Regions from separate parts of the Homo sapiens genome. Here region 2 is linked to region 1. The links are chromatin contacts, found by Hi-C in ENCODE. All regions are on one chromosome and are shown on one strand. Each heading gives the region's core, a stretch centred on a gene start or an enhancer-like site at or near the end of the contact. The rest is flanking DNA. Distances are from core to core; before and after follow the strand shown. Region 1 holds the start of MYH14 (myosin heavy chain 14). Region 2 holds the start of MYREM (MYBPC2 cis regulating lncRNA enhancer of myogenesis).

Evidence for each region. Hi-C counts contacts between places; a loop is a spot of excess contacts on that map. Pooled maps may share reads with other maps.
Region 2: a map of gastrocnemius medialis shows a loop between it and region 1 (2.3-fold over the local background). The contact joins the promoter of MYREM here to the promoter of MYH14 in region 1. A Hi-C loop is called at or near these places in 1 of 168 maps with a recorded cell type or tissue (gastrocnemius medialis) and 3 of 50 pooled maps.

Annotation. Positions count from the first base shown.
Region 1 is chr19:50,200,582-50,206,443 of GRCh38, forward strand. It overlaps MYH14 (myosin heavy chain 14), which reads left to right and starts at 3,041. Exons shown (of 43, transcript NM_001145809.2): 1 at 3,041-3,090. It overlaps LOC124904746 (a long non-coding RNA gene), which reads right to left and starts at 3,395. Exons shown (of 3, transcript XR_007067298.1): 1 at 3,232-3,395. RefSeq lists a silencer at 4,763-4,862.
Region 2 is chr19:50,487,286-50,493,978 of GRCh38, forward strand. It overlaps MYREM (MYBPC2 cis regulating lncRNA enhancer of myogenesis), which reads right to left and starts at 1,608. Exons shown (of 2, transcript NR_186349.1): 1 at 107-1,608. EMC10 (ER membrane protein complex subunit 10) reads left to right here. Exons shown (of 7, transcript NM_206538.4): 7 at 1-3,586. RefSeq lists enhancers at 4,821-4,880, 4,921-5,000.

The sequences.
Region 1 (5,862 bases), core at 1,791-4,290:
TTTTTGTATTTTTAGTAGAGATAGGGTTTCACCATGTTGGGTAGGCTGGTCTCAAACTCCTGGCCTCAGGTGATCCTCCCACCTCAGCCCCAAAAATTGCTGGGATTACAGGGGTGAGCCACTGTGCCTGGCGTGGACCTCAGTTTTCTATCCATCAAATGGGGATAATAAAAGCACCAGCCTCGTAGGGTTGTGGAGAGAATCCAATGAGTTAATACATAAAAGGGCAAAATGTCCAGCACACAGTCAGCACTCCATACACAGCAGCACTCATTATCTTTACTGTAGGATGTTTCCATGGAGCACGCTCCAGCCAGAGTGACAGGAGCCCTCAGCTCTGTCTTGGTTAAGACAGATGCCTGCAGGGGCCTGTTTCCTAGGAGTTGGAGCCCAGATCCGCCATTAGCAGTAGTCAGGAGACCCTGGACATGTTGCTAGCCTATAAAGTGGGGTAATGACCATGCCAGCCTCACGGGGCTGGCATGAGGATGCACTGACATAATGACAGTCATGTTTCCAGCACACAATCAGACCTCACAACTGTGAGCTGTGTTATCACTGCGAGTACTCTCAGAAAGGTCCTTTTCTCCCCAGGATGTTGTTTCCCCATCTGCAAAGAAGTGGAAGGTGGCTGTGGCAATCTCAAAGCCATGGCAATCTTGACACTATGACCACAGGGATGGTCCTGTGATTCACCTTTGCTGTTGCTGAGCAAGTGCATTGGGAGTTGGATGCTTGAATCTGTGTCTGCCCTCAGCACCCAACTCCAGCTTCTCTTGTCTCTTTTCTGCCCATCTCTTATCTCCCAACATTTCCTTTCATATTTCTTTGGCTTCTTGCTCGTACGCTAGACTTCGTATGTATATAGTTTCTCTCCTGCATGCTGTTTGTAGGACAATAAATGGCAATAGTCATGATAATCAGTATTTTCTTTTTCTTTTCTTTCTTTTTTTTTTGAGATGGAATCACTCTGCCACCCAGGCTGGAGTGCAGTGGTGCTATCTCCGCTCACTGCAACCTCCGCCTCCTGGGTTCCAGTGATTCTCCTGCCTCAGCCTCCCGAAAAGCTGGGATTACAGGCGTGGGCCACTATGCCTGGATAATTTTTGTATTTTTAGTAGAGACGGGGTTTCACCATGTTGGCCAGGCTGCTCTCGAACTCCTGACTTCAAGTGATCTGCCTGCCTCAGCTTCCCAAAGTGCTGGAATTAGAGGCGTGAGCCACCGCTCCTGGCCAGTACTTTCTTATTCAGCCTTTTCCCTGGTGCCAGGACTGTACTAAGAGCTTTGTAGGCACTAATTCACTTAATCCACTCAATACAAGCACTCATTACCATTTACTCAACAAACACTTATTAAACACCTACTGTGTGCCAGGCACTGAGGATTCGGCACTGAACAAAATAAAGATCTTTGTCCTCGTGGGACTTAAATTCTAGTGAGGAGACAGATGATAAACAGATAAATTAGCAAACACTCCCAGTGCTATGAGAAAAAGCAAAGCGGGGTTAAACGAGAGAGAGTGATGAGAGGAACTGTCTTATATAGGATGGCCAGGAAAGGCCTCTTGGAAGAGGTGATATTGGAGCAGAACGGATGATGTGGGAGAGAGGTTGTCATGCAAAACCTGGGGAAGAGCATTCCTGGTGGACCCAACAGAGAATGCAAAGGCCTTGGGGCAGCACCAGGCCTCCTGGTTTGAGAAATTGAGCCAGTGTAGCTGGAGCAGTATGAAGGGGAGGGCCTGGGGGTGAGATCAGAGAGAGCAAAAGGGCCAGCCACATCCCGCAGGACCTCATTGGCCATGGTGAGTTCTTAGACTTTTACTGAGTGAAATGGGAGCCATGGAAGGCTCTGAACAGAGGAAAGGCCCCATCTGAATAGAGTAGACTGTAGGGAGAGCAAGGGTGAAGGCAGACAGTCCATCACTCCCATTTTACGAGTGCAGAAATAAATGGAATCTCAAAAAAGTCCAGCAACTGGCCTGAGCCCACACAGCTGCTGAGCAGCCGAGCCAAGCTGGCAGGCCTCCTTGGGTTCAGTGGAGCCATTCCTTTGTGCCCTTGGCTCTTTTTATTTTCCTTTTAAATAGAGATGGGGCCTATGTTGCCCAGGCTGGTCTTGACCTCCTGGGCTCAAGTGATCCTCCCACCCTGGCCTCCCAAAGTGTTGGGATTACAGGTGTGAGCCACGGCACCCTTCCAACCTTGGGAAGTCTTTTGGCTCTCCTGAGCCTCAGTTTTCCCATCTGTAAATTGTAAATGGGGAATCATTACCACGTTTGGGCATAGCATGGCGGTTAAAAGCACAACTTCTGGTTGGATCTGAGTCCTTGCTCTGCCATCGGCCAGCTCTGTGACTTTCTGCAATTAACACCCTCTTTCTAAGCTTGGGGTTACCTCATCTAGAAGATGAAGATCTTAATAGCACCAATTTCAAGGGCTTCGTTGTAAGGATTAAATGAGATCATGCAGGTAAGGCGCTTAGCACAGCTCCCGGTCTACATCGAAGTGCTTGATAAACGATCATTGTTATTCCGATAGTATCACGGCCCACACCTCCCCGGTGGGTGAGAGCCTGGGAGGGTGCCTGGTACATGGTCTACGTTCGACAAAAGTGAATTCTGTCTCCTGTCTCTCCTGCCCGCCGGGTCCCGGGGGACCCAGGCATTCCGGCCTTCGGTCGGCCCCCCCACGCCGGCCCTTACAAAGGCCCCCATTCATGCCTTGCGCACAAAGCGGCCCATTCACCCTGGCCCCTTGGGCCTCCCGCCCCCGGCCGCCCCCCGCGCCTCGCTATTGGTGGCGCCCCGTGCCCATCAGGCCTCGGCTTCCACCCCCGACCGCGCCGCCTAGCTCCGCGCCCGGGCCGCGTTCTTTTCCCACGGCTGGCACCCTTCGACAACTTCTGATTGGCCCAGCCCGCCAGCCGCTCTTTTTGATTGGCGGCTCCCGTCCCCCAGGGGCGGGGCCGTAGCTTGCCGCAGCGGGCGCCGATTGGCCTCTGCTGCTCTCTTGGGGGCGGGGCTGTCCTGGCGGACACGCCCCTCTTTCTCCCCAGGCCGAAGCCTCGGGACGGCCCTGGAAGCCGGTGAGTGCCCGGGGCCGGCAGCCCTCCGGGGGCGGCGGAACGGGACTGAGCCAGGGGAAGCTGGAGCCTGGGGGCTGCGATCGGGGCCCGGGAGCCCGGGCAGGCGGCCGGGGACGGCGGGGAGGTGACGCGGACACTCACCTTGGGCGCGCAGCGGGACGGCGGCGAGGGAGGTGGGGGGGCGGGACGTCTACACTCCCCCAACTCCAGTTGCCGCCGTGTGCGAGGCCCGGTCGGGGTCCTCGTTGTCAGCCCCGGGCCTGTTCCGCAGAAGGGGAAACTGAGGCTGTCTTTGGAACCTCGGCCGCTTTAATACCTGAGTCATCGCCTCCAGTCCCCCGCCCCCAGCATGACATGTCTCTGTTCTCACGTGTCAGAATCGGAGGCCAGAGAGAGGGGTCGTGACTGGAAGAGGCGGAGGGGTAGGGAAGGACATATTTGAGAACCTATGATGTACTTGGACGCTTTTATTTTTTATAACTAAATAATTTCCTTTCCTTATCGTGTTGACTCGAGGTGAGTTATATTGTACCCATTATACAGAGAGGGGAAGGCTGAGACTGGGCCGAATTGGTGACTGCAGGGGGACCTGGTGGAGAAGAACACTCCAGAGACCAACTGTGTGCTGGGTCCTTTAACCTTTTCAGTCCCACAGGAGTCCCCTAAGGAAAGCGGTGGTCCCTGTGGCATAGATGGGGAAGCAGGTTGGTAGTAATCACCAACTGGGACGCAGAAATTCATGTCTTTAGGGACCTGCTACAAGTTCTTTCCAGACCCCCTCCTTTAGAATGGCAGAAAACGGTATAGGCTTGAATTCCAGACCTCCCTCTTACGCTGTGTGATCTTGAGTGCCTTACTTTGACCCTTCCTGCCTCAGTTTCCACATCAGAGAAATGGACATGCTGATCACCCCTATGTCATTGGTTGTTGAGGTTATTCTAGGCCGGGCGCAGTGGCTCAGGCCTGTAATCCCAGCACTTTGGGAGGTGGAAGCGAAAGAATCGCTTGAGCCCAGGAGTTCGAGACCAGCTTGGGCAACACAGCGAGACTTCGTCTCTACAAAAAGTAAAAGAGTTAGCCGGGCGTGGTGGCGTGACCCTGCTGTCCCAGCTACTCGGGAGGCTGAGCAGGGAGGATCGGTTGAGCCCAGGAGGTCAAGGCTGCAGTGAGCCATGATCGTGGCATTGCACTCCAAGCTGGGCAACAGAGAGAGACCCTGTCTCTCCCTCTTTTTTTTTTTTTAAATCATTTTATGATCTCAAAGAGCTGTTCTAAGAGGAGAAAATACCCGACACATAGTAGGTACTCTTATCACCATGTAGTCTTTATTTCACTCCCGAGACTGAAGCTCAGGACAGAATACCATTGTCCTCTTCTTTGGTACTCTTACTGTCTATAGATTTTGTTGTTCCCTTCCCGCAGTTGGGAAACTGAGGCTCAGGGAGATTAATGATGAAGCACTGGGCTGGGGAACTTTCTGAACGTCGTTTTATTAATTTCACTGGCCGCAATGCACAGCAGGGAAAGCTGAGGCCCAGGAAGCTCCAGCGGGGTTTGAATCCCGGGAATCCTCAGCCTTCTCCGCGGCGGGCCCTCGACCTTTGCCCTCCATAAGGGGGAGGAGCCCCTGGCGCCGCCGCCGCCGCCGCCCACCTGGCAACAGGCTCAACCCCCGCCTTCCCCCGGCCCCCGTCAGAGGCCCTGAAGCTCCAGGCCCGCCCCGTTCCCAGCCGGGCAGGTGCTGGGTGACATCAGAGCCGGGCTCCCGCCCTGTGACGCGACGGGGCCCCGCCCTGCGCTGGACCGCGGAGGTCGCTGCACCTGAAGAGAACGGGGATTCCCGCGCCCTCACCCCATCTCCCCGCTCCGGTCGGCGCCCCCAGGTAGCCCCGAGGATCTGCGAGTTGAGGGGGCGGCGACACAGGCGCTTGGGTCCAGGGGAATGGGTACGGGGCTCTCAGACTCCTGGATCTGAGAAGGGGCCTTGGGGGCCGGCTGTCCCAGGTCTGAGGAAGGACTGCGCCGCGAGCCCGAACTTCTGGGTCCTGGGGGAGGAAAGGACTGGGGCCAGGACTGCAGAGCTGGGGTCTTAGGGGAGGAGGGGGCTGCAAGCCCGGATTCTGGGGTCTGTAGGAGCAGGGGCTGGGGGCCTGAACTCCTGGGTCTGAGACAGGAGGGCATTGAGTACTGGGACTCCGGAAACCCAGCGCTAGAAGCCAGGGTCAGACGGCTGGATGCCAAGGGCCCCAACCTCTGCCCCAGGGCGGATCCCTGGCTGCTTTTCTTTTTCAAGCCCAGCAGTCTCGGCCCCTCCCAGGGCAGGTGCTTTCACCTGCCCAGGTGACAGTAATTAGCCCTGGCAGAGTGTTCCTGCTGGTTGAGGAAGGGTAGGGCAGTCAGAGAGGCTCGGCCACTTGGAGCCAAGGCCTGCAGGCCCTGCCCGCCCCATCAGGGCTGTGATCCATCTTCAGAACTCAGCATCCTCACCTCTAGCCCGGCTGCAGTGAGGTGAGGGGGCCTGCACTTCCCAATCCATAGGAGGAGGGGGCTGGGGGCTCAGACTCCTGGGTCCTGGGAGAGGAGGAGGCTGGGAGCTCGGACTCCTCAGCCTGGGGAAGGAAAGGGCTGGGGGCTTGGACTCTTGGCTCCAGGGAGGAGAGGCATAGGGCATAGGGTGATTGCAAAAACTCCGAAACCCTTCCTGGTCAAAGGCCACAGGGCTGGTGAGGAAGTGGATGGGGTGGGGTGGGGTGGGTGGGGGTGAGGGTAAAG
Region 2 (6,693 bases), core at 358-2,857, 290 kb after region 1:
ATCCGCTGCTCACTGAGCTCAGATAGGAGGCCAGGGATCGGCAGATTCAGGAGCCCACTCCTGGCCAACCCCAGGGGCCCCACCCAGTCCTGTCCCTGCTCCTTACGTGCTGTGTATCTTTAGGCAAGTTGCTTCCTGTCTCTGAGCGTCGTCTTTGTTTCCGCCTTCCTGGGCCTACGGCAGGCCTGATTCCTCCAGGCAGTGTCCAGAGTTCCGGACAGATGGAAAAGGAAGAGAGAATGGGTGTCACAAAGGTCTGTCCACTCCTGGGCCTCAGGCTTGGGGGCCCTGCTCAGGGCTAGCCTGTTTGGGCCTCGGTATGGACTCCTGCCTCCTGGTCAGGACCTGGAAACCTGGGAGCAGGCAAGGCAGGAACAGGAGAGGGAGGCAAAGGCCCACCAGGCAGGGATGCAGGGGCCACCTGGAGACGGAGGAGACGGGGCTCCCGGGAGGGAGGCCAGTGGGAGTGAGAGCTTGAAGGAGAGAGAGCCAGGAGAGGAGACAGGTCCAGAGAGGAGGGAAAGGAAAGGACAGGGCAGAGACAGAGAAACCAGAGAGAGGGAAGGAAGAGAGACCCAAGGGGGAGAGACAGGGAAGGAAGAGGGAGGTGAGAAGAGGAAGAGGCAGATTCAGAGGAGAGAGGAGAGAAAAGAGGTGGAAATCAAACAGGAGAAAGAGGGAGGAGAGGAGGGAGGAGAGAGTGTAGGAAAAAAGCAGGAGGAAAGAGCCGGGCACGGTGGCTCACGCCTGTAATCCCAGCACTTTGGGAGGCCAAGGCAGGCAGATCACGAGGTGAGGAGATCGAGACCGTCCTGGCTAACACGGTGAAACCCTGTCTCTACTAAAAATACAAAAAAAAAATTAGCAGGGCATGGTGGCAGGCGCCTGTAGTCCCAGCTACTCGGGAGGCTGAGGCAGGAGAATGGCGTGAACCCTGGAGGCGGAGCTTGCAGTGAGCCGAGATTGCGCCACTGCACTCCAGCCTGGGCGACAGAGCGAGACTCCGTCTCAAAAAAAAAAAAAAAAAAAAAAAGAAAAGATGGCCAGAGCAGGAGGGGAGAGAGGAAGAGGGAGAAAGAAGGAAACAGTGTAGGGGGTCAGAAGTGGAAAGAGAAGAAAAAACAGAAGAGGAAAGAAAGACGAGGGGGTGAAAAAAGGGACAGGAAGGAAGAGAGGGAGAGGGTGGGTGCCATGGCTGGTGAGCTCGGAGAAGAGGGAAGCAGAGAAACGGGTGAAGGAGGGAGCGTCCTAGGGAGAAGTGGGTGGGGGAGAGGGTGTTGGGGGAGAAGAGGGTGGGGGAGAGGGGGCCCCGGGAGAGGGAGGGATGGAGGAGCGGGGAGCTCCAGCCAGAGAAGAGGAAAGAGAAAGGAGAGAGCTAGGAACTGGGAAGGAAAAGAGCTAGGAGGAGACCATGAGACAGAAAGAGAAGAGGGTGAAGAGAGAGGATAGTGGCTGGGAGGAGAGAGGAGGAGGGAGGAGCACAGAGGGAGAGGAGAGGAAACAGCCAGAGAATCTGCTAGAAGGGAGAGAGGAGAGAGAAGAGCCGGACAGGGAGAGCAGAAGTGAGAAAAAGGAGGGTGGCCACAGAGAGGACAGCGAGAAAAAGAGAACAGGAAGAGGGGAAAAGAGAAGAAATGGGAGAGGGAAGAAGGGTGGGAGAGAAAACGGAACAGAGAGGGGGCACAGACAGCGGACTGGACCGAGAGGGAGATGGAGCGGTGCGGAGGGGGAGAGAGAAAGAGGGAGGGAAGGAGGGTAGGAGAGGGCTGGAGATAGGGGAAAAGAGAAAAGGAGGGTAGGAGAGGGCTGGAGAGAGAAGGGAAGTTAAGAAGGGAAGGAGAGAGACAGACATTAGGGAAGAAGGAAAGGAGAAAGGAAAAAATACAAAAAAGGGCAGAGAGAAAAGAACAGGCCGGGCATGGTGCCTCGCACCTGTGGTCCCAGCACTTTGAGAGGCTAAGGCAGGAGGATCACTGGAGCCTGGGAGGTGGAGGCTGCACTACTGCACTCCAGCGGGTGAGTGAGCGAGAAAAAAAGCAGAAAGGAAAGAAGAGGTGCATGAGTGTGGAAGAGCAATATGGAGAGAAAGAAGGGAGAGAGGATTGGAAGTAGCGACAGAGGACCATGCCCCTCCAGCTGAGGAGGGGGCGCCCCTAAGACAGCGTCAGCCCAGAGACCGGGGCAGGAAGCAGGAACGTGAAGCAGGTTAGGAGCCAGTGTGAGGCACGGAGAGGGCCGGGTAGCTGGGCGGCGGGGGTGTCGTGGGCACAGCCCAGGCTACTGCGGGGACAGGCTGCCAGACCCGGCGGGTCCAGGTTGGGAACTCGGCCATGCAGCAGAAACGTTCCCTGCCTCAACAGGGCGCAGCCACCCCGGGGCCATCTCTGTGACCCAGGGAGAGAAAGGACAACGAATGGGACTAGACGAGGATGGGGAGGAACAGAGCAGCTGTGGAAGGTGCGGCAGAGAAGGGCCCAGGAGAAAGGAGGAAGGGAAGGAGCTGGAGGGGCGGGAGAACAGGAGACAGAACAGGACAGAGACAGCTGCCCGGGAGGATGGGAGAACAGAAAGAGGGAGGAAACGCCGAGCACTGACCTGGGGGAGGGGAGTAAAGAGAAGTGAAGGGGGATTGGAAGGGAACTGGAGAATGAGAGAAGCAACAGGCGGGGTGCGTGTAGGAGGGCGGGAGAGCCAATGACAAGACAGAAAAGGCAGAGAAAGCAAAGCAAGACCAGACTCCTCATCCGGTAACACTGTGTCAGGTCATTGCCCTCCCACCCCGCCCCCAACCCCATAACTGAAAACAAGTAGGAACCTGGATAAAATAGTCTTAACAATTTTTTTTTTGAGACGGAGTCTTGCTGTGTTGCCCAAGCTAGAGTGCAGTGGCGCGATCTCGGCTCACTGCAAACTCCGCCTCCCGGGTTTAAGCGATTCTCCTGCCTCAGCCTCCCAAGTAGCTGGGATTACAGGGGCCCGCCATCGTGCCTGCTAATTTTTGTATTTTTTAGTAGAGACGGGGTTTCACCATTTTGGCTAGGCTGGTCTCGAATTCCTGACCTCATGATCCGCCCACCTTGGCCTCCCAAAGTGCTGGGATTACAGGCGTTGAGCCACCGTGGCCGGCCCTTAAAAGCATCAAACTACATACAAGACCGTAAGGAAGCTGTGGGTCAACGCGGAGGGACGTGGGAACCCATCCCGGTGAAGCGGCAGCGTCACGTCCTTTCTCCCAGGGATCTGTTGGTCGGAGACATCTGGACTTTCATGTGGACAGCCTGAGTGACAGGGGGACCCAGGGGCCTCACCTGGGCTACCTGGGGTGGGTGGACCCTCCACTGTGCCAAGGTGCAGCCTGGGCTCGGAGGAACATGCCCTCCGCCTAGTCCCTGACATCCTTTTCACATCCAACACGCAGAGCAGGGGCGTGAGGGAGCAGGCAAGCAGGGAAGGGAAAGACAATGAGCAAGAGCCAGCGGGACGGTGGGGCGGATGGCAGAGGCTTCGCTGCTGGAAAATCAGACGCAGAGTACGAAACGCCTGTGCTCACTATGTTAATAATAATAATAAAAGGCAAAAAACCAGGCTCATTGATACACTGATATTAACAAGAACAAAGTACTGAGAGAGAGAGAGAGAGGTGAGGAGGAAGGCAGAAGAGGGAAGGCTGGCTTTCCTGCCGTCCACTTTGTGACCTCCTGCGTGATGGCGCGTCCTTCCAAGTCATGGGGTAACGTCCTTGTGGCCCAGATAATGAGCTGCAGACGGACGGGAATGTGCAACTGTGGAGACACGCGAGCTTATGGTCCCAGGACCTGGCAGGACATGAAATGAGTTTCTTAAAGGGTGAAACAGATTGCAGGACCAATCGTCCCGATCGTCCAAGGCAGGATAAAAATATCCCAGCATGCGGAGGAGCCCTCCCTGCCCAGTCTCCTCCGAGGGGCCTCGGGGCCTCTGCAGCTGCAGCTGTTGGAGTCATCAAGAAGACGGGGACGCGGGAGGGGGACAGGGACCAGGAGGCGAGGGGATGGCGGGAGTCGGGGGTGGGGTTGGGCGGGGTGGGGAGAAGGCTGTCAGCGCCAGGCTCAGACGAGCCGGTGGGAGCAGAGACGAGGAGAGGGAAGGGTCAAGGACAATGACTGGCAGAGGAACTGGAAAGGAAGGAGCGGGCATGGAGAGGCGGAGCTGGGAAGGACTTGGGGGACTAGAGGCGAGGGGAGAGAGCTTGTGGGGTGAGGGAGAAAACGGAGAGGAAAGAGCGAGTGAAGGTGAGGATGGAAAGGAAACAGGAAAGCCCCATGGAGGGGAGGATGGGAGAAATAGAGTGTGTCAGAGACAGAGAGGGAGAGAGAGATGGCGAGAGATGGAGAGAGAAAGAGACAGCGAGAGAGACAGAGACGTTGAGAGAAACAGAGATAGCGAGAAAGAGTGAGAGAAAGAGACAGGGAGACAGCAAGAGAGACAGTGAGAGAGACAGTAAGAGGGAGACCGAGAGAGAGAGTGAGAGACAGACAGCGAGAGAGAGACAGTAAAAGAGAGATAGCCAGAGAGAGACAGACAATGAGACAGAAAGCGAGAGACAGAGAGAGACAGTGAGAGAAACAGACAAAATGATGGCGAGAGAGTGAGAAAGAAAGAGACAGCGAGAGAAACAGAGACAATGATGGCAAGAGAGTGAGAGAGACAGAGCGAGAGAGACAGAGACGGACTGAGAAAATGAGACAGAGACAGCGAGAGATGGGAGAGACAGGGAGAGAGAGAGAGAGAGAGAGAGAGAGAGAGAGAGAGAGAGAAGCGCCAAAGAGAAGCCACCAGGAGCGTGTGGAGGGGAAGCCAGGTGGAACTCACTGAAGGTGCAGGGAGAGGAAGGGGAGGCAGGAGTGAGAGGAAAGAGGAGAGGCAAATCCAAGGGACAGAAACTGGAGGCAAAGGAGGCAGAGGAGGGAGGGAGACCAAGGGCACAGGCCCTAACCACAGTGCTGCCCCTTGTCCCCGGCCCCCTTGTCTCCTTCTGACACAGTCGGTTGCTGTGGACGGGCACAGTGAGACTGGGGCCCCATCAGCGCCTCCTCTGGGGGTTGGGTACAGACGATGAGGAAATGACAGGGCGGGGATGAGGAGGAGGACCTAGCGCAGGGGAAGGAGAGGGCAGAAGACAGTGGGGGGTGGCAGTCTGGAGGACAAGGGAGAAGATTCCAGAAAGGCTGAGAGCCACAAGGTGGACAATCAGGAAAAGGTGGGGCTGGGTGGAAGCGTGTGGAGGACTGGAATATCGCCCAAGGGAGGAGCAGTGTGTGCAAGACCTAGAGAGGAGGAAACACTGAGGATCCAGCCGAAGAGAGGACACACAGGGACAGGGACAGCCTGTGTGTGTGTGTGTTATGGATAGGGGGAGGAGGAGGGGGGAGAGGAAAGAGGAGGAGGAGAAGGAAGAAGGAGGAAGAGGAAAGAGGAGGAAGGGGGAGGAGGAGGAAAGGGGGAGGAGGGGTGAGGAGGAGGAGGAAAGAGGAGGAGGAAAGAGGAAGGAGGAGGAGGGAGGAAGAAGAGGAAAGAGGGAGAGGAGGAGGAAAGGGGGAGGAGGGGTGAGGAGGAGGAGGGAGGAGGAAGAGGAAAGAGGGAAAGGAGGAGGAAGGAGGAGGGAGTAAGAGGAAGGAGGAAGAAGGAGAAGGAAAGATGAGGAAGGAGGAAAGAGGAGGAGGTGGAGTAAGAGGGAGGAGGAGGTTGCGGTGAGCTGAGATCGCTCCATTGCACTCCAGCCTGGGCGACAGAGCGAGTCCCCATCTCAAAAAAAAAAAAAAAAAAAAAAAAAGGGAATTTGGGGGCATGCAGAGACAGGAACAGAGTGGGAGCAGGGGTTGGGGGAGAGATTCAGAGAATGGGAGAGAGGAGAGGGCGAGAGAGACAGAGGAAGGGGGTCACAGAGGAGAGGTAGAAGGAGAATGGGGAGGGGCAAATCCTCTTTCCCGCCCGAGCCTCAGTTTCCTCATCTGCTCCCTCAGGTGGTGAGGAGTCCAGGGACCACCCGCCAAGTGTCTGCAGGGCAGGAAGGCCTGCGGAGGGGAGAGGGAGGTGGAGGAAGGAGGCTCAGGCTTGAATCCAGTGTGGTGACTGGCAGCAGAAGCGTCCCCTCCATGGGCACGGGCTGCCTCTCAGGCTCAGATTCTAGAGTGTTCCTTCCTAGAGTCCCTCCAGGCCTCCTTCAGCCTCCCCCACCCCACCCTGACCTGGGAGGGAGTAGCCATTGTCGTCCACATATTTTTCCAAGGGAGAAATCAGGCTGCAGCCCACATCCTCCTTCCTCCTCCTCTTTCCTGCAGCCCCGCACGGTGTAGCTGGCCACCCCTTCTAGGGCTGTGGCGGCTGAGGGGAAAGGAAGGGGCTAAAGAGAGTCGCCTTGGTACACAGTTGGCGCTCAATTGGTGCCCTTCCCCTTTCCTAGGGGAGAGCACAGAGAGTAGGAAGGCAGAGAGAGGAAGAGAAAGGGGGAATCGAGGGTGAGAAGGGGAGGCTGTATCTATAAAAAGCCTGGCACACAGTCGGTGCTCAATAACTGCCCAGGCCCTTCAGGACCACATGAAAAGGGAGAAGAAGAAAGTCCCGCAGAGCAAAAGCAGAAGGAGAGGCAGCCTAAAGAGAGGGACATAGAGCCAGGCACGGTGGCTCACGCCTGTAATCCCAGCACTTTGGGAG